Regions from separate parts of the Homo sapiens genome. Here region 1 is linked to region 2. Evidence: read pairs that join two places in POLR2A ChIA-PET (ENCODE). Cell type or tissue: OCI-LY7. All regions are shown on one strand. Links, peaks and the distances in the headings refer to the core of each region. The heading gives the core; the rest is flanking DNA. Region 1 overlaps PPM1K (protein phosphatase, Mg2+/Mn2+ dependent 1K). Region 2 overlaps PPM1K-DT (PPM1K divergent transcript).

Region 1 (15,107 bases), core at 3,133-8,132, 65 kb after region 2:
TGGAAAAGGACATGGAGCCAGTTCGTAACATCTCGTTTACCTAAGCGATGCCGACCTGTTTGTTTGTTTTTTATAAACTAGCTATATATCTGGGTCACATTTCATCTCTGCCAATAATATGCCTTAAAGTAGGTGGTTTCCTATGACTGCCTGCTTTCTGAGATGATTATAGAAACAATACACGAGGAAGGATGCCAGGTTGATGATTGATTTTAAAATACGCAGGTTTTTAGCCTTACAGAAACTGCTCAATTTGCATTTTATCTCATTTCTTAAAAATGTTTCCAGTGGATATTTGTTCTCTGTGAGAATGCAGTTCTATTTTATTATTTAAAAAAAAATTGGGGGGAGGATAAAGAGGAGATAAAACGGCAAGAATATACTAGAACAGTTGCAGAAAAACTTCAATATTTATTTATTTGTAATTCCAGAACTCTGATTTAAAGTAGGTGCATGACTGCAAAGTAGCTCAAGGCTGAATATGGCATATATACTTTCAGACCGAAGCCAAAAGAATAGTATTTTGCTAATCTCAAGTTAACTCTTCAAATACAAATATTTTCTAATAATTGTATTTCTTTAAAGTTCTTTTTTTTTTCTATATGATATAAAGCTGCTTTGGGAATTATCTCCAAATAATTAGTACTTCCATTACCTGGTAGATTGTATTGTAGTTTGAAGTCTCAATTCATCACCTATAATTAACATAATTGGGTTTTTAAATTTTTTTTAACACACCATTGCTGGCTTGAATCCATAATTGTTGCTGAATAAAATCTAACTCTCAATTAGAAGCAAAAGAACAAACATCTCTTGCAATGGAATGTGTTATTTCTCTCTCTCGCTCTCTCTCTCTTTTTTTAAATAGACAATGTCTTGCTCCATTGCTCAGGCTGGAGTGCAGTGGTGTGATCTTAGCTCACTGCAGCCTCTGCCTCCCAGGCTCAAGCAATCTGTCCACCTCATTTTTGTACTTTTTGTAGAGACAGGGTTTCACCATGTTGCCCAGGGTAGTCTCAAACTCCTGGGCTCAAGCAGTCCTCCCACCTCAGCCCCCTTAGTAGCTGGAACTACAGGCATGCGGAACCACGCCTGACTAATTTTTGTATTTTTAGTGGAGACAGGGTTTTGCAAAGTTGCCCACTGGTCTCCAACTCTTGGCCTCAAGTGATTTGCCTACCTCGGCCTCTCAAAGTGCTGGGATTACAAGTGTGAGCCACCGGGTCCGGCCATGTTAATTCTCTTTGATAACCAGAGATGCTGTGTCTCTGCCACTCTCCAACCCCCCAACAATGTTGTCTTACGAAGAAATGAATTTCAGCCTTCTATGCAGGATCTTGGCCAAAAGGCCAAGAAGGGATGACTTCCTAAGTCTTTGATGATACATTACTTGTTTTGGTGGCCATCTTTATTCTAAATTCTGTGACAGCAGAGCTCATATTTTTTTTAATTGCTTAAATATCTAAAGATTGAGGCCAGTCTCTGTGGCGCATGCCTGTAATTCCAATACTTTGGGAGGCTGAGGTGGGAGGATCACTTGAAGCCAGGAGTTCAAGAGCAGACTGGGCAACAAAGTGAGAACCCATATCTACAAGAAATTAAAACAAATAAACACCTAAGGATGTTCTTTGGAACCTCATTCTTTCTTTTGACTGTTTTACCCACCGAAAGAAGTAATGGCCTTCCCTATACATAGCTAGACTGATTTCCAAAAATTCATTGGAAAGTAATTGTTTGAAATCTGTAGTGCATTTTCTCATAACTGCACTCAAGCTGGGTTTCATTTGTGTATGTTTATACCTTTTGGAAAGATACATTTTTTCAAGTTCATTTTTTATTGTGAAATAATTTAAACATAAGATTGAGAATAATATACTATCTGTAGACCATCCACCAACATCATCAAACCTTAGTATTCTGCCATCTTTTCAAGTTGATTTTAAAAGAATAAAGTAATAGAACAAAATCCTATGGAGACAAATTTTTTATTTGTGTGGAAAATTCCCAGAAACAGCTCTACCTGCAGTGGGGTAGGAGTTCCCCTGGGTAACACCCTGTAATGCCAAGAGAGGTTTTAGGATTGAGTTTCAGGGTGGAGTCCAGAAATGGGGGTGTAAAGTAATCGTTTCAAAGAAGTGTAGTCTCAAGTGTCGTTGGGTTGTTAGGGTTGGGGAAAGGAGAGCTGCAGCTGTGAATGTAAATATATAGATCACTCGTTCAGAAATCAGGGCTGCTTGTCACAAATGCAGTGCTGCCAGGTTCCTGAGATCATACCCACATACCCTCCTAGTGAGAGAGTCTGCTAGGATGGGGAGCATCAAAACTGGCTTATCTTTGTGCCTCTGGGGTGTTTGCACACCAATTTATATTTACCATAGTAATATAGTATGTAAAGCTTAGTAGGTTAAGAAATGTTAAAATAAAACTTAGATTTATCCTAGATTATGTTTTTGTTAAAACTTGGCCATTCTTTGGAAACAGAACTATTTTAAGTATTCTATTAGCCTGTTATTTTTTCCTGAAGAGACTTTGTTGCTATTGTTAATATTTATCCCTACCTTTTCTTTAAAGCAATAGAGTTAATGAAGGGAAGTATATTTATTTATACCTGTATTCTGTGTTCTTGCTACTAGAAGTGTAACTTGGGGACCAGCAGCTTCTGTATCACCAGGGTGTTGGTTAGAAATGCAGAGTGACTCCACCCCATAGCCACTGGGTCAGAACATGCATTTTAACAAGTGATTGCAGGTTCAAGTTTAAGAGATACATGTTCTGTGTATGTGCACACTGTTAAATTTTTATAGAATTTAAATGCTGTGAATGCGGTAGGAAAATCGATTCATTTTTGATCCACTGTTCTTAGAAGCAGGCTACTGGATGCCTACCCAATATATAACATAAATATATGTATTTTCTGTCAAATCCTTTATGAGCTTCATTTTTGGTAATATTTGATGACATATCAGTTATATTCAAAATTTCTGATGGTCTCTCTCTCTCTGTCTCTCTCCCTCTCCTCCTCTGCCCCTCTCTCCCTCTGTCCCCTGTGACTTGCATCATTTTTCTTGAAGACATTCCATTATTGTTCCATTGACCTTTCCCTCATCACTGAGTCCTTTGGAGCTGAGTTATGTCAACAGCTGCCTTAATTACTTTGGTCAGAAGTGGTGGGAACCAGGTGAGAAGGAGAGTGCTGCTAAGCTCCCGCCTGCTGCAGGACGACAGGCGGGTGACACCCACGTGCCACAGCTCCACTTCAGAGCCTAGGTGTTCTCGGTTTGACCCAGATGGTAGTGGGAGTCCAGCTACCTGGGACAATTTTGGGATCTGGGATAACCGCATTGATGAGCCAATTCTGCTGCCACCCAGCATTAAGTATGGCAAGCCAATTCCCAAAATCAGCTTGGAAAATGTGGGGTGCGCCTCACAGATTGGCAAACGGAAAGAGAATGAAGATCGGTTTGACTTCGCTCAGCTGACAGATGAGGTCCTGTACTTTGCAGTGTATGATGGACACGGTGGACCTGCAGCAGCTGATTTCTGTCATACCCACATGGAGAAATGTATTATGTATGTACAATGACTTTCACTCCTGACTTTGCAGTTCCTATACTTCCTACTTAAACTTTCACCCTTTGGCTGAGGCTTCCAGCGTAAACATAGTTACTTGAGTGGTTGCATGCTGCTGCTTCACGAATGAGCAGTAGTTTAAGTGTGCCATTTATTACTTATGGTTATCACAATTTCAGAAATGCATGTTTTAACAACTCCCCTGGGGAAAGCATTAACCAAAATCTATAGCACTTAATTTGTGATCATTTTAAGTGAAGTGGCATAATGTACATGAGATAACCTATGAGAAGCATTTACTCCCATCAGTGTAGGACAGATAAGTGCTTCAGTAAATGGTAATTACTCTTTCAAGTGGTGTGAATAGCTTTGAATACCTGACTTGTTGAAAATAGCTTTGGATGATTGGCATTAGTGTGGAAAAATGCATTTAATGCAGGCATTTTGGAGCTCTTCCGTTTATTTACTTCAACTAGTATTAATGCATTTTTGAGGATCACATTACTGCTAAAATTGAAAGAGGGAGAACATGTGATGGAGTTACGACCATGTGACTATTTTTGACTTCCCAGTGACCATTTCTTGACTTCCTGTGTATACCGCATTCCACGAAAGAACTCACAATGGGAAGGAACTCTCGACCTCTCAGGGTTGTGGTAGTGAGGATCAATTCTTCAAGGACAAGGACTTGGACTTTCATTGTTGTGCCCTTAAAAGCTTATCACAGTGCCTGATACTTTGTGGATTCTCAATAGGTATTCCTTAGCCAGTAGGTCTTCAGCATTTGACAGGAAAATCCTGAGGCCCGTTGTGTGGAATGACTGCTAGCTAGAGTAACAGTGAGGAGAAAAACCTATTGTAAAATGATTGTTTAAGGCTCTTTTTTTCCTCCCCACAAAGGGATTTGCTTCCTAAGGAGAAGAACTTGGAAACTCTGTTGACCTTGGCTTTTCTAGAAATAGATAAAGCCTTTTCGAGTCATGCCCGCCTGTCTGCTGATGGTATGTAAAACTATCACATTCCTTGGATCCTAGGGAGTACATGGGGTGGGGGAGGAGTAAAAAGGAAACACTTTAAGTCCTTTGGGGGAGGGGATTTTAATGGACAATTGTTTGTAAGGATTTATGTAGAAATGAGTTTATATGAAGAATCACATTAAATGCTGTTGGGAACTCCAATTAATGTTAATACCTCACTTTTAAATGAAATATATTGGAGAATTTTTCAGAAAGAGAAGCCCCGAAACAGTTCTGATGTTGTACTTTAGTTTTTAAAAGATTTTAAAAATGTTTAATCTGTTTGCTTATTTTATGGACAAAATGTCCATACTATGAGTTTTGTTTTGGGTTTTTGGTTTTTTTTTTAGATGGATCTGGTGACCAAGTGCTGAAATACACTACAGGGTAATCACATCTAGCGAGGACAGTCATTGTCCAACAAGAAAAAAATTGCAAATAGGTCCTAAATAGAAAAAGACAATGGTTAATATGCACTAATTTGTATAACTAGAAGGAAAATATTTTTCTGTCACTTCTTAAAAAGCTCAATCTTGCAGCTTTTCTCTGGTAACTAGTGATATTTTCAGCATAAGGTCATGCTAGCTGAATTTAAAATTTTGTGTACTGTATGTCCTTAAATTTTGAAAGTGAAATGTTTCTGGTTTTGACTAAATTTATCAAAACCATTTCACGAAAATTCAGCAAACGTTTTCTAGTTAGCTAGTCCCAAATCTTTTGCTGTTAAAGTTAACCCTGAAAATTTCTGTACCAGCCAAATGAATGTGTGCATGTAACCTTGTAAATGATTTGAAAATGAATCATGCAATAATCTTGATCTGTATTTGGTTCATCCTTTTCTTAAAAAAAAGAAAGAAACCAAGTGCACCACAGAAATGTCATTTGCACAGTCTTCAGTTGGAATACATAAGGATAGAGATTGTTTGCATTTCACAGCGAAGGAACTGAAGATTAGAGTGGTAAAGGTCAGTTCAGAGTTAGGGCTGGGATTTTCCTGACCACCAGCATTATCTCTCTTCTCTCATGAGGAGAGGAGAAGGTAACTCTGCGATGGCTCTATTTACCATCTTGAGATTTTTTCCTGAGCTTTTTTTGAGAACCTTACTATCACACTCCTCAGGAAAGCATTACAGTCCACTCTCTTCAGGGATATGTTTTCCAGTTTGTAGATCATTTAGGCCCATTTTCTTTTCTTTCATTCCTTTGGAATTTTTCTTTTTCCTTTCAACTGGACCCTTACCTTTAAGAAGACAGAAGCTGAAAGAGGTAAACTTTATGCATAAGACTTAGCTCTTGTTCCAAATAGTTAAAACACATGAAGGAAAAGAGGAAATGAAATATTTTCTTATGGTTTTATTTTTATTACTTCCTGAATTTTGGTATGCTCTTATTTCATAGTAACTGAGTTGGCTGTGCATCTGGCTATGTCTCACACCACAATGTTTGTTGACTGTAGTGTCGGTGGTGTGCCCCAGCTGTTCTGTAAATAGCTGCAGCTTACTGGGCAAGGTTTTTGGATGAGAATGTCCAAATTTATCCCAGGCATGTGACCACCAACCAAAAACATTGGCCTTCTCAATGCCATCAGCCTCTTTTAAAAGTATCTAGTCAATGTAGATGCTTAAACCAATCGGTGATTGACTTGATGTAAAATATGACAGGACTCCTTTTATTATTGAATGAAGTATAACTCAACAGAATTTTGAACTTAAAGAATTTAATTAACTTGCCTATCTTAAAAGAAACTTTCTAAAGATACCTTTGTCACAAAAACATTAAACAGTTGTATAAAGAAATTAATCACAAAAATGTAATTCATATGCTAACTTCAGCAGCACATACACTAAAATTGGAATGATACAGAGATCAGCATGGTCCTTGTGCAAGGATGGCACACAAATGCATGAAGAGTTCCATATTTTTTATTCTTACTAAAATCAATTCATTTGTAATAAAGAAATTAAAATGCATTATTTAATTTAATTCCTCTATCATATGCTTTGAAGTAATGATCCCAGAACATTCTTAAGATATTTTAAAATGTATTTTTCATATAATGGTAATTTGTTTGAAAGTATAATGGAGCAAGACAAGATGATGCTCTTAGTGTGTACTAAAAGAAAAGGTCTATTATAATATTGTTATTAAATCTTATTTTGTTATTAAATTTGTTATTTGTTATTAAAATCTTATTTTGTATATATTCTTATCGGTCTGTGTTTTTTAAAAATTAGTGTTTTGAGAACATTTAAAAATTTTATTCTTGATAAGTTGCCAGAGCCTTCAAAGATGGCAAAAATTGTCTTGATATTTAGGGCCTATTTTATCAAATACATTAAAGCCACTAAAGATAGAATGCCATATGTTGTGTAACTGTTCAGTTTATGGATTTTTTAAAATGTCATTTTAAATTTCAAAGTTATTATTTAAGTTTAAAACTTTAGTTTTTAGCAAGAACTGAAGCAGTATCAGTATTATAAGAGTGGATAATATTCTTTTCGGCCTATGTATATAGATAGGACCAGTGCCAGTGAAACAAAATTTTGTAGTAAGTGCAGTTTACCCTCTCCAGTTTCTTTCATCTTTTCTCTTTTAGTATTAACCCCTTTCCCCTCTTCTTGAACCCTTCCTGTGAGGTGAAGGACTGTGGCTTATTCATTTTTGAATCTCCAGTGTGCAGCACCCTGCATAGAACCTGGCAGGTACTCAATAATTATTTGGATTGAACTGAGATCTCCACGCTGACTCTTTCTCACTGAAGTTACTGTAATTTTTTCTTTGATTATCATATAGCTGATTTAATCAAATTATTATAAAATGTTTGCATTTTAATGAGCTGTCACTCCTGGGTGGATTTGAATTTTAGTTAGCAGACACCTGAAAAAGGCTTAAACCATAGAAGTGAATTACTAATGGTGAGATTTTAGGTATAAAAGAGAGGCGTGCCGCTCAGTCCTACTGAAGCAGCATTGCTCGTCTGGCGTAATACTTGAGTTTCATTGTCTCATACCAAGGAAATCAAGGACGAGGACACACAAGGAGTGAGGTTAGGAGTGGAGACTTAATAGGTGAAAGAAAGAGAAAAGCTCTCTCCTGCAAAAAGAGGGGTCCCAAACAGCTTTCTAGTCCATGGTGAAGTGCAGGAGGCTTTATGGATGAACTTGAGGAGGCAGTGTCTGATTTACATAGGGCATGAAAGATTGGTTGGACCAGATGTGCCATTTGCATAGCACACGAAAAACTGATTAGGCCTAGGTGTGCAATTTGCAGAGCATTCAAGAATCTGGCCACCCCCACCCTAATCTTTTATTATGCAGATGGGTTCTCTACCTGGCCAGCGCCATGTTGCCCATTTCTTTACACATGGTGACAAAGAAAAGGGAAGATGGAACATATTGAACATGCTTGGCCCCAGGTAGCCCTTTTCTTTTTCTTTTTTTTTTTTTTTGAGACAGTTTTGCTCTAGTCTCCCAGGCTAGAGTGCAATGGTGCAATTTCAGCTCACTGCAACCTCCACCTCCCAGGTTCAAGTGATTCCCCTGCCTCAGCCTCCCAAGTACCTGGGATTATAGGCGCCTGCCACCATGCCTACCTAATTTTTGTATTTTTAGTAGAGGCGGGGTTTTGCCATGTTGGTCAGGCTGGTCTCTAACTCCCGACCTTGGGTGATCTGTCCGCCTTGGCCTCCCAAAGTGCTGGGATTACAGGCGTGAGCCATTGTGCCCAGCCCAGGTAGTACTTTTCTATTGGCACAGCTGCTGGCATTCACCTGTGCAAGCTTCCAGCTTGCTTATTTATGTTTGCAGCTCAATTTTTCAGGTTGCTCTTTGTTAGAAAAGAAATGGTTTGGAGGCTGCTTTTTGTTAAAAGGGAAGCCTTGCCACGGACTCCTTTACCCTCACTATGTGCCTACATAATTTATTTCTAGCTCCTGTATCAATACCATATTAACTTTCTTAAGTGAAATTAAAACATTCTTATCTCCTCTCAACTTCAGTTCCAAAGCTGTTACAGCTACATAAAGAACTTCAAATTATCTTACTAACATTTAAAATATTTACTGTTGAATGGCATTGCTGTTGCCTGAGCAAGTTCACACTCAAGTTACACTTAGTGAGAGCTCTTTTCTGCCCGGCATGTGTGAGTTCAGCGTGGGCAAGAGACTTTTATGTGCATTCAGTCCTTTCAGAAATGAGACGATGCCAACCACAGACGCAGCATGTCCTGGATGACTGATCTGTAAAATATAATAAAAGCTTATTGTTTGAGTAGAAAATAAAATAAAATAATTTACTGTTGTAGCTGGGGATATTTTGAAAAGAATAAAATCAAAATGCCACTTATCAAGAAATGGCAAGAACAAGATTCCCTTGCCCTTAAGAAATTGTCAGCTATTTTTATTGCTTTTTTGTTAATGCATTTTCAACCTGTCCTTAGTTATCAGTAGCAAATTTCATCACCATCTTTTAATTTTTTTATTCAATTTATACCAGTAATGTCTACTTTTACAATTAATAAAAGCAGCCAGTAAATCCGGATGATATCCCACCAGTCCGTTGTTTATAAAGAGATAGCCACTTAGAACAAACTAGATGGTAGAAAATTAGGTTATAATTCTATATTTCCTATAAGCTCTTCAGAGTGTTTCCAGATTGCTTAAACTTTGAAAGCAACAAAGCTCCGAAAGGGACAAATGGAACAAAAAGAGAAGACTTGCTCAGACATTCAGAGTGGGGGACATTGATGGCATTATGAGTCTCACCAGAAACTTTTATGTTCTTCATATCCTGTGACCTCTTTATGGAAGAATTAAACTACAAAAGAACCAGGGCTGTAAACACAGCATTTTTGAATCCCCTATGCCGGGACAGCCAAAAGAAAAAAAAAGAGAGCATTGATGAGATGTTCTTACCGTGCTGCTACTGCTTCAGCTCATTACTTTGATTTTGGTGTTCATGAGTCATGAGTCTAGAACACCCATTTTTAATAAATATTGAAACTGTATTGGTTTATACATAGTATTATTTACACAATTGAGTAATTACTAGGGGTCATTATACTTTGAAAAGTATAGCTTTTGCTCTTTATGTTGGCATTCACAATCTTGATCATTTTTCTTTTGATGTGTCGGCCTGCAACACTGGGGGAAAGAGAGAGCTGCAGAAATACCCATTTTGTGAATTATACAAAATTATAAACATGCGTCTCGCTAGCCTTTATTTAAGCAATGAATTTAAATTAATCATTCTACTCAAAAATGCCTTATAGGTACTAAGTCTCTGCATTAAGCACCATTAACAAATGCATTACTCTATGTATCTTGTATAGCGGGTGCTTTGATTCCTTCTTGATATATATTTAAGTCCCAGTAATTTGGTGGTATACTGTAGTTTACATCCTGCTTGTCAGATACAAATTCTTCCATGCTGTAACTGTAGATTTACCTTTCTATTCTTGAGACAATTCTGATATTGCTACCAAACAAATTTACAGTGCATTTTTTGTAACTCAGTAAAGGTAGTGATTTACTGTGTTTAAGACCAATTATTTCAGTGAATGTGTATATGCGTGAGTGTTTTTGTGAGTGTGTTAAATGTAGGTCTGTGTCACCATTTATGTGTCTTGGTACAGATACTTTTTTATATAGTTTTTTCAACCTTAGAAACCACAAAATTAAGAAAGAAGTGTTACCCTGTGATGAAAAAATAGGCTCAACTACAAAATACCATCAACTGGAACAAACTGAGTTTTGGAATAATTGATTTGGCATCTCCTGGAATATTATATAATTTGCTAGTTAAATTTTCACCAAAATAAAAAACCCTTCCCTTATTTTGCAGCTCTTTCTCTGCTCTCCCCTGTGTTGCAGGTTTGTAATGTTTGAGCACAATTCCTGGGTGAAATTCGTATTTGCCTCTGTGCGTGTTATTTGTGGCAGAGAACTGTGCCTGGTCAGCAGCTCTAGACCTGGAGCCCGTGGACACTATATGCGGGGCTTCAGTGGAAAGAGAGATCTGCTTAATTTTGTCCCAGGTGAAGGAGTCCAGCGGTTCCTATCCTGGACTACGGGAAGGTTCCCACATCTCTTTGTCCCATTAGTTGAGATGACTTGCAGTAGAAATTGTCCAGTGAGTGTTAAGAACTTATTGAAAGATGTCTTAGTTTTCTAGTTTTGTTGTTAGGCAAAAAGTGAGAATTTTTACTTCCATGTTAAATGTTAAATGAAAATGAATGCTGATTTAATATTTACATTCTTAAATGCTTAGCAAATCAGAATTGACAGTTAGTTTTGAAGCCTTTCCTATAAATCCTGGGATTTTGGAACTGTGAAGTTGGGTTGGTAAAAACTCAAAGTCTTAAAATTCCTAGGTGACAGAGCCATAAATTACAAGCCTAAATAACTAAACTTCTACTTATGAAATTTTAACTCTTTTACTGTGGCCAATAATAAACCATTTTTAAGAAAACTATTGTAGATGGTTTAAACAAATGGAAGGAATATTAAATTCCCGGGACAGGTAGCATCTGAATAAATGCCGTGTTCCCTTATCTGGCTCTTTAAATCGTTTGAAATATCATAGTTAGTCAAACTGTAAAGATTCCACTGTTTCATAGTCGTTTGGGTAATTTAAAGTTACGAGTTAACATTTGTAATATAAATATCACTGATACTTATGCTAAAACATTTATGTTATATGGTGGACAAATGTATCTTTCAACATTGCAGAAATATTACATTGGCACGACAGTTCCAAAATCAAGAGAAAAATGGAAAGATAGTGCAACTATAAATGTTATTTCTCAAGAAAGTTCAGCATGACTATAAAAGATTAAGTAGAGTTTGTTCATGCTTTTCCATCTTACTTTTCTGATTAAAGCAGGCATTTTAATATACTGATTGGAAAAATCTATTTATGTATATATCTCCTTCCAATGCATTACTGATGAAGTTTTCAAAATTATCTTTTTGGGGAGAAAAAAAAAGCTTGGAAAGATTGAGTCTTAATCAGTCAAATTAGTAGCACTTCGTTTTTCCTAAATGTACCTTTAAAATCGAAGTCATCTTTGGAATGTTTTAAAGAGTTAACAGTGTTACTAAAGACAATACCTGCTTTAAATAAGTTATCTTTTCCGATTTCTTCCACTTTGTTTTATTTTTTAGCCCATAATTTCACAATATTCTCACTTTTGACAAGGCTCAATGCAAATTAACAATTTTTAACAAGTGGTAAAGAACTTAGGGCAGACACTGTTAGAGGAAATCAAAGGAAGATGCAGAAATGCAGTCTGAGTTGGATGGAGGAAACGGTGACCTCAAGCCCAGTAACAATGAATTTTATTTGTTATTAGAGAAAATTCATATTTGTGGGATGCTCTGGGCCCAAACAGGACCCCAGGAGTTGCAGCTGGCAGTACTGCCCTGCGTTTGAAGACTACCTCTTTGTATTACAACCTTCTGGAGTTAGGAGTGTTAACTACACCAAGTTTATGAGAAGCTAGAATGAACTTCATTCTCCACCTCCCCTCCCCCAGATTTTCTGCTCCTGTAATGATGGTTGTAACTTTGTTTCACGTCTAGGGAGGACAAAGATAAACAGAAAAGAATGTGAGCCTGTAACCATTTTAGGATTTTTTTGGTGAACATTTATAAAATTAAAACAGTTTTAGAAGCATACAGGGGTAGAATATGCAAATGGTATACCCTTGGCATGTCTCACTTAGCCTACTAACTGATAATATGTTCACAGCATAGGAGTGAAAAATGGAAGAGAAAACCTTCTAAATCCATAGACTATAGAAAAGTCAGCTTGCCTCCATGGGCTCAAGTAGACCTAAGTCATCCCACCATCATAGCCAACCTAATTAAATTTTAATACTTTCAGTCTGGACACCAGATATCCATGAAGGTGTTGTTATAAGTTCAAGTCAGCTCTACTTGATATGAATAGAGGCCATTTGTAGATAGTGATGCAGTGTTTGCCAAATAAGGTTAGCAACCTTTCCGTTTGCATGGAGACTTGTTACTGAATTAAATACTTGTTTCTCTGCATGCTGTTACTTACATAGTTCATTTGCATTTTATTTGCTTAGCTCTAGTTAAATTAGAATGATATATTCCAGCATTAGTTTATCATGCTTGTGTTTTATTTTGTAATAAAAATTCCATATCCAATCATTTGACTGTCACTAACTTGTACTCTTTTTTTCATAATACTTGTAGCAACTCTTCTGACCTCTGGGACTACTGCAACAGTAGCCCTATTGCGAGATGGTATTGAACTGGTTGTAGCCAGTGTTGGGGACAGCCGGGCTATTTTGTGTAGAAAAGGAAAACCCATGAAGCTGACCATTGACCATACTCCAGAAAGAAAAGATGAAAAAGAAAGGTACTACCACCACTGATCCATCATATCATTCTATGTGGATGATGTTTTTAGTTCATAATAGTTTTTAAACTGATGTCATGGTTAAGTTTAACAGTGACTTGGTTTTCTTTTTGTTTTTTTGAGACAGAGTCTCACTCTGTCGCCCAGGCTGGAGTGCAGTGGCGCAATCTTGGCTCACTGCAAGCTCCACCTCCCGGGTTCACACCATTCTCCTGCTTCAGCCTCCTGAGTAGCTGGGACTACAGGCGCCTGCCAACACGCTCGGCTAATTTTTTGTTTTTTAGTAGAGACGGGGTTTCACCGTGTTAGCCAGGATGGTCTCGATCTCCTGACCTCGTGATCTGCCCTCCTTGGCCTCCCAAAGGGTTTTCTACATATCACACCATTGTCATTTAACTTTTAACAGGATCAAGAAATGTGGTGGTTTTGTAGCTTGGAATAGTTTGGGGCAGCCTCACGTAAATGGCAGGCTTGCAATGACAAGAAGTATTGGAGATTTGGACCTTAAGACCAGTGGTGTCATAGCAGAACCTGAAACTAAGAGGATTAAGGTAAGAAAGGACCTGCAAACACTTGATAAACCTGCGGAGAGTGAATGTAGGATTGTCTCTGCTGCACCTTTCTTGGAAGCCTTAACTGAAGCCAAAATGATTTTTAAAAGGGAGTAATTTATGGAAGGATAAAAAAACTTTTCAGGTAAAATAAGATGCTACTATTCTGGCCTAATTTATTGTAGAGGACAAAACAATTCTCTTTTTCCCCCTTTTTAGGTTCTTAGTTGAGACACTTTCTTGAAAATAAAAGTCAGATTAACTACAACAACAACAAACAAACAAGCAGACATTTGCACGTGCTGAACCCATTGTACGGGAAAGGCCTCAGTTAAAAGTATTTCTCTTCCAAGGCAGTGGCTTAGGGGCTTTGCTTAAATTGTATTTAAATAGCCATAGATCCTGCATAGTGACAAGATAAAGAAGAGAACAGTTTCAGTCTTTTAAAAGTCAGGAAAATGTGGAGAGATAGTAAAACCTGTTCCCAGATTTCTCTGGTGCCTGCTGGTTCCTTCTCTGGGCCAATAAACAAGTGCTGTCTCCAGTAAAGAAGGACTGATGTCCTGCCACCAGGCAAGTAGAGGCTGAGGAAGTGTACCCCTGCCTTTTCAGTGACTTGACTTTAGCAATCCTCAATATTTCGGGGAGAAATATTTTGGCTTCCCTCAGTTTGAAGTGTTAGGTTTTTGTTTCACCCCAGCTATGGAATTCTCCTGGTGAAATGGTCCTGCTGTTCTTCCTCACCTGCACCCAATCAGCCAGCATCACCTGCACTCAATCATGCAGCATCACCTGCACCCAGTCATCCAGCATCACCTGCACACAATCAGCATCACCTGCATCCAATCAGCCAGCATCACCTGCACCCAAGCAATCAGCATCACCTGCACCCAGTCAGCCAGCATCACCTGCACCCAATCAGCCAGCATCACCCACACCCAATCAGCCAGCATCATCTGCACCCAATCAGCCAGCATCACCTGCACCCAATCAATCAGCATCACTTGCACCCAATCAGCCAGCATCATCTGCACCCAATCAGCCAGCATCACCCGCACCCAATCAGCCAGCATCACCTGCACCCAATCAGCATCACCTGCATCCAATCAGCATCACCTGCACCCAATCAGCATCACCTGCATCCAGTCAGCCAGCATCACCTGCACCCAATCAACCAGCATCACCTGCACCCAATCAGCATCACCTGCATCCAATCAGCATCACCTGCACCCAATCAGCAGCACCTGCACCCAGTCAACCAGCACCACCTGCACCCAATCAGCATCACCTGCACACAGCCAGCATCACCTGCACCCAATCAGCCAACATCACCTGCACCCAATCAGCCAACATCGCCTGCACCCAGTCATCTAGCATCACCTGCACCCAGTCATCCAGCATCACCTGCACCCAATCGGCCAGCATCACTTGCATCCAGTCAGCCAGCATCACCTGCACCCAATCAGCATCACCTGCACCCAATCAGCTAACACCTGCACCCAATCAGCCAGCATCACCTGCACCCAATCAGCCAGCATCACCTGCACCCAATCAGCATCACCTGCACCCAATCAGCCAACATC
Region 2 (15,107 bases), core at 4,673-9,672:
TCGACAATGGTTCCAAATAGCCAGAAAACAGCACTTTTGATTTCTCCATCCTACAAGATCTAGATAATTCTTGGCATAAAATTAGCAAATGGTCTGAGGTGCCTGACGTCCAGGCATTCTTTTACACATCAGTCCCTTCCTAATCTCTGCTCCCAATGCCACTCATCCCAAATCTTTCTTCTTTCTCTCCAGTCTGTTCTTTCAGTCTCCACCCCAGGTTTTGAGTCCTTTGGATCCTCCTTTTCTACGGACCCATCTGACCTCTCCCCTCCTCCCCAGGCTGCTCCTTGCCAGGCTGAGCCAGGTATCAATTCTTCCTCAGCCTCCGCTCCCCCATCCTATAATACTTCTATCACCTCCCCTCCTCACACCCAGTCCAGCTTACAGTTTTGTTCCACGACTAGCCCTCCCCTACCTGCCCAAAAATTTCCTCTTAAAGAGATGGCTGGAGCTAAAGGCATAGTCAAGGTTAATGCTCCTTTTTCTCTATCAGACATTTCCCAAATCAGTTAGCTTTTAGGCTCTTTTTCATCAAATATAAAAACCCAGCCCAGTCCGTGGCTTGTTTGGCAACAACCCTTAGATGTTTTACTGCCCTAGACCCAGAAAGGCCAGAAGGCCATCTTATTCTCAATATGCATTTTATTACCCAATCTGCTCCTGAGATTAAATAAAGCTCCAAAAATTAGATTCCGGCCCTCAAACCCCACAACAGGACTTAATTCACCTTGCCTTCAAGGTGTACAATAATAGAGAAGAGTTGCAATTACTTGCCTCCACTGTGAGAGAAACCCCAGCTACATCTCCAGCACACAAGAACTTCAAAACACCTAAGCCACAGTGGCCAGGCATTCCTTCAGGACCTCCTCCCCCAGGATCTTGCTTCAAGTGCCGGAAATCTGGCCACTGGGCCCAGGAATGCCCACAGCCCAGGATTCCTGCTAAGCCATGTCCCATCTGTGTGGGACCCCACTGGAAATCAGACTGTCCAACTTGCCCAGCAGCCACTGCCCCTGGAACTCTGGCCCAAGCCTCTCTGGGTGACTCCTTCCCAGATCTTCTCAGCTTAGTGGCTGAAGACTGATGCTGCCCGATTGCCTCGGAAACCTCCTGGACCATCACAGATGCTTTGGGTAACTCTTACAATGGAGGGTAACTCCCCTTCTTAATTGATATGGAGGCTACCCACTCCACATTACCTTCTTTTCAAGGGCCTGTTTCCCTTGCCTCCATAACTGTTGTGAGTATTGACAGCCAGGCTTCTAAACCGCTTAAAACTCCCCAACTCTGGTGCCAACTCAGACAACATTCTTTTATGCACTCTTTTTTAGTTATTCCCACCTGCGCAGTTCCCTTATTGGGTCTAGGCATTTTAAATAAATTGTCTGCTTCCCTGACTATTCCTAGGCTACAGCCACACCTCATTGCTGCCCTTTTCCCCAGTTCAAAGCCTCCTTCACATCCTCCCCTTATATCTCCCCACCTTAATCCACAAGTATAGGACACTCTACTCCCTCCTTTGTGATCAATCACGCACCCCTTTCCATCCCATTAAAACCTAATCACCCTTACCCAGCTCAATGCCAATACCCCATCCCACAGCATGTTTTAAAAGGATTAAAGCCTGTTATCACTTGCCTGTTACAGCATGGCCTTTTAAAGCCTATAAACTCTCCTTACAATTCCCCCATTTTACCTGCCCAAAAACCAGACAAGTCTTACAGGTTAATTCAGGATTTGCACCTTATCGACCAAATTGTCTTGCCTATCCATCCCATGGTGCCAAACCCATAAACTCTCCTATCCTCAATACCTCCCTCCACAACCCATTATTGTGTTCTGGATCTCAAACATGCTTTCTTTACTATTCCTTTGCACCCTTCAGCCCAGCCTCTCTTTGTTTTCACTTAGACTAACCCTGACACCCATCAGTCTCAGCAACTTACCTGGGTTGTACTGCCGCAAATCTTCATGGACAGCCCCCATTTCTTCAGTAAAGCCCTTTCTCATGATTTACTTTCTTTCCATCCATCTGCTTCTCACCCTATTAAATATTTTGATAACCTTCTACTTTATAGCCCCTCCTACAAATCTTCCCAACAGAACACCCTCCTGCTCCTCCAACGTCTATTCTCAAAAGGCTATCGTGTATCCCCCTCCAAAGCCCAAATTTCTTCCTCATCCGTTACCTATCTCGGCATAATTCTTCATAAAAACACACATGCTCTGTCTGCTGATCTTCTCTGGCTAATCTCCCAAACCCCAACTCCTTCTACAAAGCAACAACTCCTTTCCTTCTTGGGCATGGTTAGATACTTTCACCTTTGGATACCTAGTTTTAACATCCTGACTAAACCATTATATAAACTCACAAAAGGAAATCTAGCTGACCCCATAGATCCTAAATCCTTTCCCCATTCCTCTTTCCATTCCTTAAAAACAGCCCTAAAATCTGCTCCCACACTAGCTGTCCCTGACATATCCCAAAATTTTTCATTACACACAGCCAAAGTACAGGGCTGTGTGGTCAGAATTCTTACACAAGAGCCTGGACTGCACCCTGTAGCCTTTCTGTCCAAACAACTTAACCTTACTGTTTTAGCCTAGCCCTCATGCTTGCATGCAGCAGCTGCTGCTACTTTAATACTTTCAGAGGCCCTCAAAATCACAAACTGTGCTCAACTCACTCTCTACAGCTCTCATAACTTCCAAAATCTATTTTCTTCCTTACACCTGATGCATGTACTTTCTGCCCCCCGGCTCCTTCGGCTATACTCACTCTTTGTTGAGTCTCCCACAATTACCATTGTTCCTGGCCCGGACTTCAATCCAGCCTCCCACATTATTCCTGATACCACACCTGACCCCCATGACTGTATCTCTCTGATCCACCTGACATTCACTCCATTTCCCCATATTTCCTTCTTTCCTGTTCCTAACCCTGATCACACTTGGTTTATTGACGGCAGTTCCACCAGGCCAAATCGCCACTCACCAGCAAAGGAAGGCTATGCTATAGTATCTTCCACATCTATCATTGAGGCTACCACTCTGCCCCCCTCCACTACCTCTCAGCAAGCCGAACTCATTGCCTTAATTTGGGCCCTCACTCTTGCAAAGGGACTACATGTCAATATTTATATTGACTCTAAATATGCCTTCCATATCCTGCATCACCATGCTGTTATATGGGCTGAAAGAGGTTTCCTCGCTATGCGAGGGTCCTCCATCATTAATGCCTCTTTAATAAAAACTCTTCTCAAGGCCGCTTTACTTCCAAAAGAAGCTGGAGTCATTCACTGCAAGGGCCATCAAAAGGTGTCAGATCCCATCACTCAGGGCAATGCTTATGCTGATAAGGTAGCTAAAGAATCAGCTAGTGTCCCAACTTCTGTCCCTCGTGGCCAGTTTTTCTCCTTCTCATCAGTCACTCCCACCTACTCTCCTACTGAAACTTCCACCTATCAATCTCTTCCCACACAAAGCAAATGGTTCTTGGACCAAGGAAAATATCTCCTTCCAGCCTCACAGGCCTGTTTTATTCTGTCGTCATTTCATAACCTCTTCCATGTAAGTTACAAGCCACTAGCCTGCCTCTTAAAACCTCTCATTTCCTTTCCATCGTAAAAATCCATCCTCAAAAAATCACTTCTCAATGTTCCATCTACTATTCTACTACTCCTCAGGAATTTCTCAGGCCCCCTCTCTTCCCTACACATCAAGCTCAAGAATTTGCCCCTGCCCAGGACTGGCAAATTGATTTTACTCACATGCCCCGAGTCAGGAAACTAAAATACCTCTTGGTCTGGGTAGACACTTTCACTGGATAGGTAGAGGCCTTTCCCACAGAGTCTGAGAAGGCCACCATGGTCATTTCTTCCCTTCTGTCAGACATAATTCCTCGGTTTGGCCTTCCCACCTCTAAACAGTCAACCAGAAAGATCTCCTCACTGTCCTCTAAACAAACCAGGTTCATGGTTTTGTACCTGCTTCTGGTCTTGTCACTCTTCTCTTTAGAAACTCTCCTCCCCTTCTCTCCACAGATCCAAATTCCAGTGACCCCACAAGGTCATTCCCCTTTTCTGACTCCACCTGCCTATAGTGGCCTCCTCTTCTTTGCTGAACTCCTACTGCACTTGTCAGTAACATTCCACTGAGTTCTCAATGCTAGTGTGTCATTGTTTCTCTGTGCTTTCTATGTGTACATATTATGTTCTGTATGAGATTTCTTAGCCTCTGTAAATCCTTAGAATACCTAGCAGAGCTGAGCGCAGGGTGGAAGGTTGACACCCATGAACTATTTTTTATCTCGTAATATCACACATGGCAGCCATAATGCATTGCACCCCTTGCGGGATGAGGTGTGACAGCAAAACTGGCATAAATTTCTTCTTCCTTTTTCACAATTTCACAGCTACAAGATTCATTTTTACTATAGATCATGGTAACATCAGCACATAATTTTTTTTCTTATTAAGTAAAAAACTTACCTTTTCAATTAAAGGAAACACTTTCCAGCTGCTCTTTGGCATCTCTGAATTGCAAGCATCACTACTCTTGCACTTTGGGGCCATTCTTAAGTAAAAGAAGGGTTCCCTTAACACAAACACTGAGATACTGTGACTGTCCAACTGTTAAATAACAGGGCTGCCAAGTGACTCACAGGCAGGTACCACCACCTTAAACAGCGTGGATACACGGGACAAAGAAATCATTCATGTACCCAATGGGACAGAGCCAGACAGCATAAGATTTCGCCATGCTACTCAGAATGGAGTACAATTTAAAACTTATGAATTGTTATTTCTGGGTAATTTACTTAATATTTTTTGGAACATGGTCAACTGCAAGTAACTGAAACCTCAGAAAGCAAAACCATAGTGTCATGCGCATCTGTGTGAAGAGACCACCGAACAGGCTTTGTTTGAGCAATAAAGCTTTTTAATCACCTGGGTGCAGGCGGGCTGACTCCGGAAAGATAGTCAGCAAGGAAGATAGGGGTGGGGCAGTTTTATAGGATTTGGGTGGTTAGTGGAAAGTTACAGTCAAAGGGGGTTGTTGTCTTGTGGGCAGGGGTGGGGGTCACAAGGTGCTCAGTGGGGGAGCTTCTGAGCCAGGAGAAGGAATTTCACAAGGTTAATTGATCAGTTAAGGTGGGGCAGGATCAAATCACAATGGTGCAATGTCATCAGTTAAGGCATGAACCAGCCATTTTCACTTCTTTTGTGATGTTTCACTTGCTTCAGGCCATCTGGATGTATATGTGCAGGTCACAGGGGATATGATGGCTTAGCTTGGACTCAGAGGCCTGACATTCCTGTCTTCTTATATTAATAAGAAAAATAACATAAAATAGTGCTGAAGTGTTGAGACAACGAAAATTTTTAGGGGTGGTATGGAGAGATAATGGGCGATGTCTCTCAGGGCTGCTTCCAGCGGGATTAGGGTTGGCGTGGGAACCTAGAGTGGGAGAGATTAAGCTGAAGGAAGATTTTATGGTAAGGGGTGATATTGTGGGGTTGTTAGGAGGAGCATTTGTCATATAGAATGATTGGTGATGGCCTGGATATGGTTTTGTATGAATTTAGAAACTAAACGGAAGACACAAGGTCTGAATAAGAGAAGGAGAAAAATAGGTATTAAAGGACTAAGAATTGGGAGGACTCAGGACATCAAATTAGAGAGTGCCCAAGCAAGTAATTACTTGCTTGGTTGGCGAGTTTTTGGGCTCTATCCTTGAGTTTTTTTATGTTGTCATACACCAGGCCAGATTTATTTAGGTAAAAACAACACTGCTCATTTAAAAATATACAGAGTCCTCCTTTTTCAGCAGTAAGTCAAGGCCTTGGCAGTTTTGGAGGAAAGAGAAATGCAAAGCCAGCAATTGTTTGTTAAAGAAGGATTAGAAATGGCTAGGAGAGAGTGAGATTGATAGTGTGGTAGAGATAGCTGGGGAGAGGTAGAGGGTGGCATAAGAACGGGAACAAGAATAAGAGTAAGTATAAAACTAAAGAATAGGACTTCATCAGGGTGAAAGTATTGGAGTGTACTTTGCCACTGAAGTGAAAGGGGAGGTGCTAGGTTCTTTTTAACAACCAGCTTTCACAGGAACTAATAAAGTGAGAACTCGTACCCCGCACCCACCCTCCCAGACAGAGCATTAATCTATTTATGAGGGATCTGCTCCCATGACCCAAACACCTCCCATTAGGCCCCACTTCCAACACTGGGGATCAGATTCCATCACAAGATTTGAAGGGGACAAACATCCAAACTATAGCAGTGAGCAAATAAGCTTCTCCCTTAAACGAAAAACACACGGTACGTAATGCTAAAACCTCCCAGCTGTACCTTCTGACCTGTTGACTGGGCTTCCCATACACTCATTTTTCCTGCCCCTTGGGATTTTTAACTTCCAGTAAGACTCTTAAGTTAATTGCTTTTTCAAGGGCAACTTTAATCAGAATAGCCAGCTCTACAGACACATTACAGAAAAAGGAAAACCAGTTTTTTGTGTGTGTGTTAGGCTATTAAAAAAATAGTGGTGGGTTTTTTTTCCCCATTGGCTTTTTTCTCTCCATTATCATGCACGCCTTTCTGTTCAGGATTGAGGTCATCCATCTGCAATCTCATATCCTCTTGCTGGGTTCTGTCAAGTATTAGTCATAAGGCAGTCAGCTTGCTTGTGTACACTTCAACAGCTCTTTTTCACATCAAGCCTTCCAGTTGTCTCTGCTTATTTTAGCCGGGTGCTCAAAGTAGCAGCTGGTTGCCTGGCTATTCCTAGGCAGCTGAAAGCATTGTGAGGAGAACACAAATGAAGCAGGAAGGAATAATCTGAGCTTGATGCTAAGATTTTTGTCTAAGACCTTCTGACCAGGGTCTGTTTCCTAACTGCAATCTGTCCAAAATGTTACTTCCCATCACTCCACATATTATAGCTATCTGATAATTATTAAAATCTGAATATCAAAGTCATTTTTGTATGGAGGGAATAATTAACATATGTACCTTTCCAATATGGCCTTAAATACGCCCCCAAATTCCTTAGCTGTTAATTTTTTTCTCCCACCCTAAAATATAGGTATTTTTAATATTTACCCTGCCCATTTAATAGCAATAAGAGAAGTACATCAGTTACCTAAGTCAGAGATCAGCAAACTTCTTCTGTATAGGGCCAGATAGTCAAGCTTTGTGGGCCACACATTCTCCAATACAATTATTCAGCTCTGCTATGGTAGCATGAAAATATCCACATAATACGTAAATGAATGAGCATAGCTGTGTTCCAATAAAACTATTTATACTGTGGTATAATTTTTAAAAATCTATATTTAATTTCTGCCCTGGTTCCCATCATACAGCTCCTAAAATATGAGGCATTTCTAGAGTGGTAAGAGTATCTTTTGTACACTAATGAGATGACTGGTGGCCCCTAAATAGCTTCAGGATGGGGATTGGTCAGAAAAACTAGGGCATGATTAGAGAGTTGGAACTTTTAGCCACATTTCTTAATCTCTAGGGAGGGGAGACAAGCTGAAGGTTGAGCTGATCACCAATGGTCAACTGTAGGACCTAGATTTTAGTATCTGTGGGAGTCTTGGAAATAATCCCCTTCGATTACTATAACCATAATCAGTCATGTCTACATAATGACCATAATTACCCAAAAGGACTGAGTTGGAAAAGCTTCTAGATAGCTGAACTCATGGAGGTGCCTGGAGGTGGTATATCCGAAGAGGGCATAGAAGCTCTGTGCCCTTTTTCACATACCTTGCCCTATTCATCATTTCCATCTGGCTATTCATCTGCATCCTTTATACTATTTATTTATTTATTTTTGAGATGGATTCTAACTTTGTCACTGCACCATGAGTGCAGTGGTGCAATCTCGGCTCACTGCAACCTCTGCCTCCCAGGTTCAAGCGATTCTTCTGCCTCAGCCTCCAGAGTAGCTGGGATTACAGGCACGCGCCACCACACCCAGCTAGTTTTTGTATTTTTCGTAGAGACAGGCTTTCACTATGTTGTCCAGGCTGGTCTTGAACTCCTGACCTCAAGTGATCTGCCCACCTCAACCTCAAAAGTACTGGGATTACCGGCAAGAGCCACCATGCCTGGCCTGTACTATTCTTTATAATAAACCATTAAATGTAACTAAAGTGTTTCCCTGGATTCTGTGAGCCACTAGCAAATTAATCAAACCTGAAGAGGTGGTTGAGGGAACCTTGATTTATAGCCAGTCAGAAGCACAAATAACAACCTGGGGCTTTCTTTGTTTTTTTTTTTTGTTTGTTTGTTTTGAGACAGCGTTTCACTCTTGTCCCCCAGGCTGGAGTGCAATGGCGTGATGTTGGCTCACCGCAACCTCCACCTCCCGGGTTCAAGCAGTTCTCCTGCCTCAGCCTCCTGAGTAGCTGGGATGACAGGTGCTTGCCACCACGCCCAGCTAATTTTTTGTATTTTTAGTAGAGACGGGATTTCACCATGTTAGCCAGGCTGGTCTCGAATTCCTGACATCAAGTGATCCACCTGCCTTGGCCTCCCAAAGTGCTGGGATTACAGGCGTACGTCATCACACCTGGCCCTACAACCTGGGGCTTTTAATTGGTATCTGGAGTGCGGGCAGTCTTGTGGGACTGGGCCCTTAACCTGTAGGGTCTGATGCTATCTTCAGGTGGATAGTATCAGAATTAAATTGAATTATAAGACACTCAGTTGGCGTCCACTGGAGATTTGCTTAGTATGTGGAGAAAAACCTTTACACATCTGGTCACAGAAGTGTGCAACGGTGAAAAACAGTTTGTGCTTTCAAATTTGAATTTCATATAATTTTCATGTGTTACAAAGTATTTTTTTCATTGACTGTTTATAATCAGTGAAAAATATAAAAATCTATTCTTAGCTCAGAGGCTATACAAAAATAAGAGGGGAGGAAAGCAGGCCTGATCTGGCTCATGGGCCATACTTTCCCTACCTTTGGCCTAGGTTGGCAAACTGTAAACTTGAGGTTACAGTTATTAGAACCTAATATCCAATGTGATGGTATTAAGAGGTGGGGCCTTTGGGAAGTGATTAAATCATGAGGCGTTCACCTTCATGAAGGGAATTAATGCTCTTATAAAAGAGACCAAGGAGAGTTTGTTTGCCCCTGCTGCCATGTGGGGACACACAGAAGGCACCATCTACGAAGAATGGGCCCTCACCAGACACCAAATCTGCTGGTGCCTTGATCTTGGACTTCCCAGCCTCCAGAATTGTGAGCAATACATTTCTGTCATTTGTAAATTGCCCAGTGTAAGGTATTTTGTTTTAGCAGCCTGAATGGACTAAGAGAGTAAGCATATATTATTTATGCATTCTGAAAGGAACAATAACACTATTTTTCCTTCAAAGAAAATGTTTAACTTTAATGTTCATTGAAGTGCTAATTCTAATATTAAAAAATTAAAAACAACCTAAATATCCAATAAGAGAGAAGGCACTAAGTGCCTCTGTACATCAGAATACTAATTGGCCTTTAAGATGATGTCGTCAGTGGTAGAGAATGCTGGTTTTTGAAGTGGATAGACCTGAGTATACATTCAGACTCTCATTTACCAGCTGAGGATCTAAAGCAGCCCCCTTCAATTTCCTGGATTTTTCTCATAAGTAAAATTGAAAAGGTAATGTAACTTTGTTATCGTGTCATGCTTAACATACAGTAAGACTCTTTTAATATTATCTATCACAATTGTTATTTGGGGGGATTACATGGGATTTAAAATTTTTTATGCAATGAATATGTATTTTTTCATAATAATAGAAAATGACTTTTTTATTATAATGAAAGAATTTCCCTCTGTAGAGAGAAATCATTTCTAAAAATTACAGTCACTATGGCATCTACAGCAAAGTACCTGTAGCAGTACAATGTAGGTTAGGCTTGGGAGAGAAAGGCTTGCTGCGGATACCAATGACAGGTGAAGTCCATATGTCTCTCTGGTGCATCCCAGGGAGAAGTACTGGACAGGCCTACCTATGACAGGCCTTCTCTATGAGAAAAGACAGAAGAGAGGCCAGATGGAATAGTCACTAGAGAAAAAAATGAGTTCTATTCTCTAGTAGGGAAAAAGCAAGACACACTGTAGCTTGGTCAAGAAATAGTTATGGAATGAATGAATGAATATCAAGATTGTTCATTTATAATCTGATTGTTTGGACCATAGAGTGTGAATTAAGAAGAAAATTCCTTATTCTATATTTTTGAAGAGGAACTTGAATTGTGGAGAAATTGTATGGAAAAATATTCATAATCTGATTAAAGGGTTTATAAGGATGTGACTGGTGTGATCCATTTATTCATTCAATAAATAAGTTTTATTGAGCATCTACATTGTGCCTGCACTCATGATATGCCCAATCACAAATCAAGATAAGTCTTGTTTTTAATTTGGATAACTTTGCCCTCTAATCCCAGTTGTATGATATTTGTGTTCGCTATGTGGTTAGCAGTTTAAGAAGACAATTTAAATGGTCTTTGGAACTTATCTCACTGGATGAGAAGTTGAGTTAGGATCAGTAAAATATCACTAACTGTACCTAGGCAGTGTGATGTAGTATATACCCAAGTGTGAGCTGTGACATCAGACTACCTGAGTATCAAAATCTGTTTCTACCACTCACCGGCCATGTAATATTAAGCAGTTTCTTCATCTCTTTAAATGTCCATGTTTTAACTGTAAAACAGGGATAATAGTAGCATTGACTTAAGAGGATTCTTTTTTCTAAGTAAGAATATTATACAAAGAATGCCTTGCATGGTGCCTAACAATAGCAAGCACCAATGACTAATAAATGTCAGCTATTGTTATTATTTTACCCTTGTGTAGCACCATAAAGAAGGAGACAATTGAAATGGAGCAAACTAGGACGTGATGGTGAACAGCTGTGGGCCCAACTACTTGGGAGGCTGAGGCAGGAGGATCCTTTGAGCCCAGGAGTTCAAGGTTGCAATGAACTATGATTGTGCTACCACACTCCAGCTTGGGTGGTAGAGCAAGAACCCATCTCAAAAAAAAAAAAAAAAAGAAAGAAAGAAAGGAGCAAACTGGAACTGGGCCTGAGAAGACAATCAAAGTACCAAGATTACAGCTTGTTGACATCTCCTGCTCAAGACAGAACTTCAATGACTAAACTTTCACAGAAGATTCTTCAAAGAGGGTATTACAGTTTTGTATGCATAGATTTGGCCTTATCAAGGGGCATGATTTTGGAACCACATGACTACTAGCAAGTGGTCTTCTTAGGGGTGACCCACACTTAGAAAAGGGATAACCATCAACATCAGGAGAACTTAATAGGGGGGTCATTGTGAGGCAGAGCTTCTTTGAGAAACTCCCTTCCTTCCTACCTTCCTTCCTTCCTTCCTTCTTTTTCTCTCTCTTTCTTTCTTTCTCCTTTTTTTTCTTTGAGACACAGTCTCACTCTGTCACTCAGGTTTGAGTACAGTGGTGCAATCACAGCTCACTGCAACCTCTGCCTCCCAGGCTCAAACAATCCTCCCATCTCAACCTCCCACAGACCTAGGACCACAGATGTGCAGTGCCACACCTGGCTAATTTTTTTGTTTGTTTTATTTTTTGTAGAGACAGGGTCTTGCCATGTTGTCCAGGTTGATCTTGAACCCCTGGGCTCAAGTGATTGTCCCACCTCAGCCTCCCAAAGTGCAGGGATTACAGGTATGAGCCACCATGCACAACCCTTTCTTTCTTAGTCACACAAGTATTGCCGTCTGGCAGAGGGAAGAGGCAGCTGCAAACCATGTGCTAGAGAGCCCCATTGTACATTTCTCATGTACAATGAGATTAATTTCATTCATTCAACTAATGTTTATTGAGTACTTATTTTACTCTGTGTCAGGCAAGATGCTATGAACTGAGAATATGATATTAAAGCGGAAAAAATTATTCTACCCTTCCTGCCCTGCCCTCGTGGACTTCAGTTCCAGTGGAGAGAAAGACATCAATCACATGATCACCTAAATAAATGTAAAAATATAATTGTGATAAGTGCTATTAAGGAAAAGTATGTGATGTTATGAAATAGTGTAATAGAGAAACTTTAGTCGAAGAGATTATAGAAGACTTCCTGGAGGAAGAAATGCTAGGAAATGATGAAAGGAAGCAGTGCTCAGAGTGAACAGCATGATGTGCAAAGGTCCTACAGTGGAAGGAAGTATGACACCTGCTAGAGTTTGTATTTTTTTTTTTTTTTTGGAAGAGTCTCGCTCTGTCTCCCCAGGCTGGAGTGCAGTGGCTCAATCTCAGTTCACTGCAATCTCCGCCTCCCGGGTTCAAGCAATTCTCATGCCTCAGCCTCCTGAGTAGCTGGGATTACAGGTGTGTGCCACCATGCCCAGCTAATTTTTGTATTTTTAGTAGAGACAGGGTTTCCCCATGCTGGCTAGGCTGGTCTCGAACTCCTGATCTCAAGTGATCCGCCCACCTCGGCCTCCTAAAGTGCAGGGATTACAGGCATGAGCCACGGCATCTCGCCTAGTTTGGACGTTTGACCCCTCTGAATCTCATGTTGAAATTTGATCCCCAATGTTGGAGGTGGACAGAGTGAGAAGTGTTTGGGTCATGGGGGCGGATCCCTCATGAATAGCTTAGTGCTGTCCTCACAGTAATGAGTGAGTTCTTACTCTATGAGTTTCTGAGAGAGCTGGTTGTTAAAAAGAGCCAGGCACCTCCCCTACTCTCTCTCCCCATGTGATCTCTACACTGGCTCCCCTTCTCCTGCGCCATGAGTGGAAGGAGGCTGCGGCCCTCACCAGAAGCAGATGCTGGCAGCATGCTTCTTGCACAGCCTGCAGAACTGTGAGCCAAATAAACGTCTTTGCCTTGTAAATTACCCAGTCCCAGGCATTTATTTATAGCAATGTAAACAGAGTAAGACAACACTTTTGAGAGAAAATGTCACAGTGACCGAAGACAGCTAAGATGTCCTAATAAGTGCTAATATTTATTGAGCAAACATTTATTGAGCTAATATTTATTGTACCTACTAAGTTAATTCTAAGCACTTTACATTGATCCTCATGACAATTCTAATTGGAAATACTATTGTTACCCCTGTTTTACAGATGAAGAAACTGAGGCATAGAGGAGTTAAGTAACTTAGGCAAGGTTATCCAGTTAGTAAGATGTAGAACTGAAATTAGGATTAGTTGGAAGAAGTAGGAAAGGACCAAAACGTGCAGTGGTTCACAGACCAGGTTAAAAGATTTTTATGATAAGAGAAATAAGAAGTCACTGAAGTGTGCATTTTATTTCAAAACGGTTACTCCATTTACATTTCAAAAAGGTCACTCCAGCTGTAGCATGGAGAACTAGTTGAAAGGTTGGGAAGAGTGGATGCAGGTGACTGCTGTTGTCTGGGCAAGAGCTGACAGAAGCAGGGCTAGAGAATTGGCCCTGGGCTGGACATGGTGGCTCACACCTGTAATCCCAACACTTTGGGAGGCCTAGGCGGGCGGATCACTTGAGGTCAGGAGTTCAAGACCAGCCTGGTCAATATAGTAAAACCCCACCTCTACTAAAAATACAAAAATTACCTGGGCATGGTGGCACACACCTGTAGTTCCAGCTACTTGGGAGGCTGAGGCATGAGAATCGCTTGAACCTGGAAAGTGGAGGTTGAAGTGAGCTGAGATCACGCCACTGCACACTCCAGCCTGAGTGAGAGAGTAAGACTCTATCTCCAAAAAAAAAAAAAAAGAGTTGGCCTTGGAGAAGGGCAGAGTGGTTGTGTCTGAGATAAAGTGGATGAGGAGGGATGAGGGCATGAGGGAGAGGATGAGGGCATGATAGGGAGGAGGTCCTGAGGATGATCACTGGGCTTCTTGCTGGTGTCACTGTGTGAACAGTGGTGAAGTGGTGTCATTTTCTCATTCAGAGAACACAGGAAGGAAGAGGAGCACACCTAGGTGTAAGGAGGAACATCATGAATTGGAGATATTTTGAGACATCTCCACTGGAGATGTCAGAAACCAATTGCCTTTGTGGGGCTGGGGCTCAGATAGGTCTGTACCAGAGATTTAAACTGGGGAGTCATCTATGATGAGTAGTGCAGTAATTAGAGACAGGGAAGCTGATGAGATTGCTTAAGGAAAGTGAGGAGTGAGGAGAAGATTGCCCAATATCTGGGAGGAAGCCCAAGCTTTCCTTGGCCTTGATTCAGTCTTTCACCTCTTTTTTCTGTCTTACTGATCCACACCCCCTCTTCTGTAAAATCCAAGTGGAAGTCACAAGAAGAAACATGAAGAAAATAATATAATGGATTGAGACTGGGCATGGTGGCTCATGCTTGTAATCCCAGCACTTTGGGAGGCCAAAGTGGGCAGATCGCCTGAGGTCAGGAGTTCAAGACCAGCCTGGCCAACATGGTGAAATCCCATCTCTACTAAAAATACAAAAATTAGCCAGGTATGGTGGCACACGCCTATAATCCCAGCTACTCAGAAGGCTGAGGAAGGAGAATGGCTTGAACCTGGGAGGTGGGGTTGCAGTGAGCTGAGATCGTGCCATTGCACTCCAGCCTGGGTGACAAGAGTGAAACTATGTCTCAATAAATAAATAAATAAATATAAAAATAATATAATGGATTGAGTTAACCCTTGGGACACCTTCACTTCTTTCTTTTCTTTTTTTTCACTTTAAAAAAATTTTTATTGACAAAAATTATACATATTTATGGTATACAATTTTTTTTCTACAGGTTTTTGGGGAACAGGTTGTGTTTGATTACATGGATAAGTTCTTCAGTGGTGGTTTCTGAGATTTTGGTGCACCCATCACCTGAGCAGTGTACACTGTACCCAGTGTGTAGTCTTTTATCCCTCACCCGCCTCCCACCCTTTCCCTCCGAGTCCCCAAAGTCCATTGTATTATTCTCATGCCTTTGCATCCTCATAGCTTAGCTCTCCATCTTTTTCTTTTCATCAAGTTTGAAGGATTCCTTGTAAAAGGAAATCGTTATCTTCGAAGTACTATTATGCTGGCTGGGCATGGTGGCTCACACCTGTGATCCCAGCAGTTTGGGAGGCCAAGGCAGGTGGATCACTT

Evidence for each region. ChIA-PET counts read pairs that join two places held together with the same protein. Peaks named below come from ENCODE experiments on the same cell type or tissue, not always from the same donor. Only the 100,000 strongest peaks of a DNase experiment are listed, where the experiment ranks them.
Region 1: POLR2A ChIA-PET joins it to region 2 with 8 read pairs; 10 of 35 experiments call an interaction of 5 or more read pairs at or near these places.

The regions. Positions count from the first base shown.
Region 1 is chr4:88,266,607-88,281,713 of GRCh38, reverse strand. It overlaps PPM1K (protein phosphatase, Mg2+/Mn2+ dependent 1K), which reads left to right. Exons shown (of 7, transcript NM_152542.5): 2 at 3,072-3,570; 3 at 4,471-4,571; 4 at 12,808-12,973; 5 at 13,380-13,524. The coding sequence starts at 3,131. It also overlaps the pseudogene RNU6-112P. Among named protein-coding and RNA genes, the nearest start is that of PPM1K, 10 kb to the left of the region's middle. RefSeq lists an enhancer at 14,338-14,837. In OCI-LY7, for the core only: no CTCF peak of the experiment used is centred there; a DNase peak (open chromatin) is centred at 6,023; H3K4me3 peaks cover 3,354 bases; H3K27ac peaks cover 3,468 bases.
Region 2 is chr4:88,332,987-88,348,093 of GRCh38, reverse strand. It overlaps PPM1K-DT (PPM1K divergent transcript), which reads right to left. Exons shown (of 5, transcript NR_134238.1): 4 at 7,142-7,232; 5 at 6,437-6,791. Among named protein-coding and RNA genes, the nearest start is that of HERC6, 38 kb to the left of the region's middle. In OCI-LY7, for the core only: no CTCF peak of the experiment used is centred there; no DNase peak of the experiment used is centred there.